Linked DNA regions of Homo sapiens: region 2 is linked to region 1. A link is a contact called in ENCODE Hi-C or POLR2A ChIA-PET data. All regions are on one chromosome and are shown on one strand. Each heading gives the region's core, a stretch centred on a gene start or an enhancer-like site at or near the end of the contact. The rest is flanking DNA. Distances are from core to core; before and after follow the strand shown.

Region 1 (2,845 bases), core at 90-2,589:
TGCAGGTCTTACCCTAACAACATCCAGACTCTCAGCTCATTCTTACGCTGCTGTCGTGGTCTGAGCCACCGCCACCGTCTCCTCCTTGGGTTGTTCTGCTCTCCTCCTCACGGTCTCGCTGTTCACATTCTTTTCTGCCTTCTTTATAGTCTTAATTGAGCACCCTGCATGAGCTTCATACACAAAAATCAAATTGTCTCACTTTTCTGTTTCAACCCTCCCCCTCCGCCAGTATTTTCTCAGATCACTTGGAATTAAAAGTGCTGAAGGTGGCTCACAGGCTCCCTGTTGCCCCTCTGCCTTCATCTCTCTGGACTCTCCTTGGCTCAATCCATTCCTGTAACACCCTCTTCTTTGCTGTTTGAATCCCGCTCTTGCCTGGAATATGCTGGCCCAGAAAATCATCACTTGCTCCCTCACTGCCTTCAAAGCTTTGGTCAAATTTACCTTAACAGAGGGGCCTTCCCTGATGTCAGCTCGTGCTCTACACTCCCTGTGCCTCTTAGCACTTATCACTACCTAGACAGTTACTTTATTGTTTGTCTACTGGCACCAGAATGTAAGGTAGGCAGGGACTTTGTCTTGTTTATTCTGTGTCTCCAGAACACAGAACAGTGTTGGGTACACAGTAGGTGCTCAATAAACATTTGTAGAATGAATGAAAGAACAAACAGCTGAAAGGGCCAGCTACAGCCTCCTTGGCTTAGGTGAAGAAGCAAGTTTTTCCCGTTGCATTTTGCACGTGTGCTTCATTCTAGTGGATCCAGAGTCCGTCCTTCCTCTCCTTGTGAATTTTGTCTCAAGGATCTTGTTTGCCTCTTGTGTGACCTCTTTTGGACTGTCCTGGGCGATTCACCCATCTTCTCAAAGAATTGGCCTCGCAGATACCTGGTGACATCGTACGTGACTCTCTACCACAGGTTCTTGTTCATGAGGCTCCAGAACTCCGTTTTACACCATGGGGAGGGCTGATCCTCCACCTGCTGAGGTCTGACCAGGGTCACCAAGGGCAGCACCGGGTTCTCCTTTTGCAAAAGTGCAGAAAAGCAATCATGAAACCATCAGAGGAGAGGATGGAGGTGTGGAGGCCTGCCCAGTCATAGGATTCTGGAGGAGGGATGAGTGCGCTGGGCAGGCTGCTGAGGAGGTGCTGCTTCCTGGTGCCCCCTCCTTTCCAGCACTGTCTCTGGGAAAGGTTGTTGGAACCAGAAAACACACAGCCTTGGTTGATGAAAAGCCTGTTTATTCCTAGTACACTGGACACTTTGTTCAGGAATAGTTCATCCATTTGAAAATATTGCCCTTGTAATGGTGCCAAGGTCATTGCCTGCTGGGGTTATCAGCACTGTGTGTGCCAGCTCTGACTGGGTGTTTTAATAGGTGGATCATTTCCCTGCCAGAGGGACTAAAGAACGTTGAATGGTTAATTTGTATTCAGTGCTATCCCTGCATACAGTCTTCATATTAAGTTTTTGTTGGGACTTTAAGAAAAAAAAAGAGAAATGAATAAATAGGTTAGGATGCAATGAACTGCTTTAAAAAGGAATTTTAAGTGGTACTGACTCATTTTAGAGTTCTCCATACCCATCTGATAATAATAGTATACCTACCTTTGCAAAGTACTGGGGAGTTTGCCAACAACAACAACAACAACAACAAACCCTTGTATTCATTGTCTCCTTTGATGCTCAAATCAATCCTGTAAGGTAGGGTGGTGTGGTCCCCTATTTTAGGTGAGAAAACTGAGGCTCAGGGAAATTAAATGGCTTTTGTCAAACAAGGTCAAAGAATTAACACAGTGGAACCAGCATTGTGACCCACGTCTCTTCATGCCCAGGTTTGACCGTGTCCAGCCCATCATGGTGAGCTGGGCAGGTGTAGAGGGGAAGGATCTAGCTGGGTTTGGACAGAGATGCTTGAAGTGTCGAGGTGAATGTGAGTGAAGAATAATTTTGTTACTAGCTATAGCCCTCTGTCAGCCAACACATGGTAATAAATACAGTTGCTCACCTTGAAAATGGTGTGAAGCCCCTACCTGCCGAGTGGATGATGAGTATCCACTCAAGTGTGGCCAGGCCTGGGGAGGCAAACATCCCAGGCAGCAGCCTGTGGCACTGTGGGAAAATCTCTACTCTGGTTTTTAAGAGATCAGAGTTCTAGTGCCAGCTCCACAGTACATAGGTCCATTGTGTGACTTTGAGCAAACAAGGTCTATAATCTGTAAAAACAGATTTGATCACATCTGTTCATCCCCCTGGTATACACAGCCAAGTTTTATTGCAATGTACCAGTGGCTGGAATAAAGAAATAAAAAGCTCGCCCATCAAGTTTGTGAATGCCATGAAGCTAGAGTGTAGCTAATAATGACAAATGACAGATAAGTTTTCTTGAAGACCTTGAGACTTGTAGGAACATTTAGATGAAACGTCTAAGGTAAATGCACAGAATTGTATTTAGGTTTAACAAAAATTGCACCAGTGACAGCATTTGTTCTTGATGCACATCTTGTTTACTTGTTGAAAGGATTTGTTGAAAGGGAATACACAGGTTTGGGCTCGAGAAGATTTAAGAGTTTTAATTGACTCAAATCTCAATATGAATGGGGATTGACAAAGAAGTTAGCACAACCATGGGCACTCCCAACACAAGTGTAGAATCTAGGACAAGGAACCACATTGGGCTTGCATGCACGGCCAGGAGAGCATTGGGTTCTGTAAGCATGTGCTTAATAAGGTTATTGACAAACTGGAACTAGCGTAAATGGTTGGGAAATCATGGTCTATGTCAGGGGTTTTAAGGCCTGTAAGGAGAACACTTAGTGGGCTGACATGATGGTGGTTTGCAC
Region 2 (3,078 bases), core at 401-2,900, 36 kb after region 1:
TTAAAAATCGTGTTGGCTTTGGTTGGTTTTGGCCCTGCTCACACTACTTTTCCAAAGCACCTCCTGTTGACGAAGCTGGCTTTGGGACAAGAGAGGATGCATTTGTCCTTAGGGTCTCTCAGGGACAGGCCACGCAACACCACATACACAGGTGCTCAGTAAGAATTAGATGGAGCGGACAATGCTGATTACTGTTAATGACGGGGTAAGTTAATAAAGGCAAGATGCCTGTTTCCGGGCAAATCCGCCCCAGTGCGATGGAACCTGCAGCTGATCTGCTTAGGAGGGTGGCTTTTCTTCCAGATGGCCGTGGCCTTTGTGTCAGGGAAGGGCTTTTTTTTCCATGCATGGTGCACTCTGGTTGTGATGCAGATTAGAAATTCATTTTCATTTGCCACTCTTAAAAAAAATAAACATTCTGGGCGCATGAAAGGGAGCTTTTGAACCCCAAGAGTGTGCTGTGTGTTTGATTGCGTGCGGCGGGACCCTCTCCTAGATCATTAGCAAGTGCGCCTGGCTCTGCGGCTTTATTCGGGCTTCAGCCCTGGCGTCATTCCGACAGCTCTGTTCTTAAAGATGAACTCCCATGCACCCAGTAACTTGCTGTAGAGACCAGAGGGGAAAACTTGATGATATGGATTTACAACAATTATTTTACTAGGTTTGTGTTTCTCCTGCACTATATTCTTCTTTCAAAGAGTCAGAAGGGAGAGATTGATGCCTATTTGCCATTGTTTCTTTAAAGTTGTCATTGCTGGTGTAACTTTGATGAATACTGGAAAGCAGAACTATTCAAACTGTGTGAGTTCTGAAGGGGTCACCAAATTTAAATGATACAAAAGGACCAGCACAGGCAATGAAGTGACAGGGATAGCATGGAGGATAATTCCACAGTATTGCAAAACCAACAGATAGCATCTCATCTCTGTTGAGCACAGCCAGGCATAGGAAGATAGCAATCTTTATCTAGGTATAGAGATGATTCTTGCTTCCAGGTGCTTAAAATCAAGTGAGAGAAACAGACATGTATACAAAGAACTCTAAGACAAGGCACACATGTGACCAAAGTGAAGTGTAAACCCAACACTGCACGCATGCTGAAAAAGTATGACTTGTTCTGGTGGGTGAGGCCCCTCAGTTGAACTTGGATGAATGAGGAGGACCTCAACAGGCAGAATGGGGGATACCGTATCTGAAACTCTATATCCTTGAAAAAAGAATATGCAAAGTCTATATGAACAAATATAGCAAGATGTCTGAGATAGATTACATGATAAAGGAGTTTACCCAGCAATATGTGTAGAACTCCTACTTTTAGGGTTAAAATATACACAGTATATGAAGAGTAGTTAAGCTTTTAAGCTCTAAAGACAGGCTGGTTAAAATCCCAGCTCAGGACTTTCAGTGGATTGTGTTACTGCTGAAAAATATTTACTGTCTCTCCCTGGGGGAAGGTTATTCGTTCCTGTTCATTAATAGCAGGCTGGTCCTAGAACCTCCTTTGGCTAATGAAATGAGAGCAGAAGTGATATATGCCCCTTCTAAGTAGATGGTTTAGGAGCCACTGTTTGCTTCTGCTGTTTTATGATGAACAGCTAAGTCCCAGATAGAGGGTGCTCCTTCAGCTTCAGCCTGGGTCCTGGAACAAAGACAGCATGGAGCAGAGCCACAGCTGACTCCTGGTCGACATGATTCATTAGCATAAGCAAGAAATAAACCTTTGTTATTGTCAGCCACTGAGATTTTGAAGATTCTTGTTGGCTGGTCACGGTGGCTCATGCCTGTAAACCCAGCCCTTTGGGAGTCTGAGGCGGGCCGATCACGAGGTCAGGAATTTGAGACCAGCTTGGCCAACATGGTGAAACCCTGTCTCTCCTTAAAAAATACAAAAATTAGCTGGGTGTGGTGGCATATGCCTGTAATCCCAGCTACTCGGGAGGCTGAGGCAGGAGAATCGCTTTAACTGGTGGGGGCAGAGGTTGCAGTGAGCTGAGATCATGCCACTGCACTGTCTCAAAAAAAAGAAAAAAAGAAAATGCTTGTTACCAGAACATAACTCAGCCTAAGTTGACTGACAGTCACTTTACCACCTATGGGATCTTATTTGACCTCATTAAACCTCAGTTTCCTTGTACATAAAATGGGGATAACAAAATACCTACCTCGGAGGATCACTGTGATGTTAAAATGCACAGCATAGAGGTTTGTAATCCATACTAAGAATTCAGTAAGTCTTAGCTACCTTTAAATACGCATAGAAAAATGTCTGGAGGGATATATGCTGTCTTAGTCCATTTGTGTTGCTATAAAGAAACACCTGAGGCTGGGTAATTTACAAAGAAAAGAGATTTATTTGGCTCATGTTTCTGCAGGCTGCACAAGAAGCATAGCACCAGCAACTGCTTCTGCTGAGGCTGTAGGAAGCTTCCACTCATGGTGGAAGGGAAAGGGGAACAGGCATCACATGCTAGGAGAAGAAAGAAGGAAGAAAGATAGGGGAGGGGTGCCATGCTCTTTTAAATAACCAGCTTCCATGTGGACTAATTGAGCAAGAACTCACTCCTAACCAGAGAGAGGGCACCACGCCATTCATAAGGGATCTGCCTCTAGGACCCAAACACCTGCTAGGCCCCACTTCCAACACTGGGGATCACATTTCAACATTGAGATCTGGAGGGGACAGATACCCAAACTGTATCGTATACCAACCTGTTAACAGCAGTGCCCTCTTGAATGTGAGATTACAGGTGACTTTCATTTTCTATTTTAGTTCTGCAATCAAATTGTTTATAAGAGGCATATATTATTTTAATCATCATAAAAATTAGGTAGTTTCGCTTTGGAAAAATGAACAAAAGCACCCTGTACATTTCTCTATCACAATGCCTACTGCACCAAACTCAGCTCCTTGAAAGAGGGAGCTGTGTGCATTGCCCTGTGCTGCTAGTGGCTGGGTGGCAGAGATTATATACTCAGTAGATGTTTACACAAGCGTAATTGATCAGCTTCTCATCTGGATTACTGGGTGAATGGCAGGTAATGACCTGCTCTGAGAAGAGAAACACAAAAAGAGTACTA

The links. A loop is a pair of places that touch in the nucleus more often than their neighbours do. ChIA-PET counts read pairs that join two places held with the same protein, here RNA polymerase II (POLR2A).
Region 2: a loop to region 1 is called in a map of endothelial cell of hepatic sinusoid, with 2.9 times the contacts of the local background. The contact joins two enhancer-like sites. A Hi-C loop is called at or near these places in 1 of 168 maps with a recorded cell type or tissue (endothelial cell of hepatic sinusoid) and 1 of 37 single-sample maps with no recorded cell type. POLR2A ChIA-PET finds 5 or more read pairs at or near these places in 1 of 52 experiments (WTC11).

The regions. Positions count from the first base shown.
Region 1 is chr6:108,763,537-108,766,381 of GRCh38, forward strand. The region is part of intron 3 of LINC00222 (long intergenic non-protein coding RNA 222); the gene reads left to right. Among named protein-coding and RNA genes, the nearest start is that of LINC00222, 13 kb to the left of the region's middle. Within about 2 kb of position 1,340, at least 3 of the 41 ENCODE cell types and tissues checked have a DNase peak (open chromatin) inside an H3K27ac peak, as active enhancers do.
Region 2 is chr6:108,799,006-108,802,083 of GRCh38, forward strand. No RefSeq gene overlaps it. Among named protein-coding and RNA genes, the nearest start is that of ARMC2, 48 kb to the right of the region's middle. Within about 2 kb of position 1,651, at least 3 of the 41 ENCODE cell types and tissues checked have a DNase peak (open chromatin) inside an H3K27ac peak, as active enhancers do.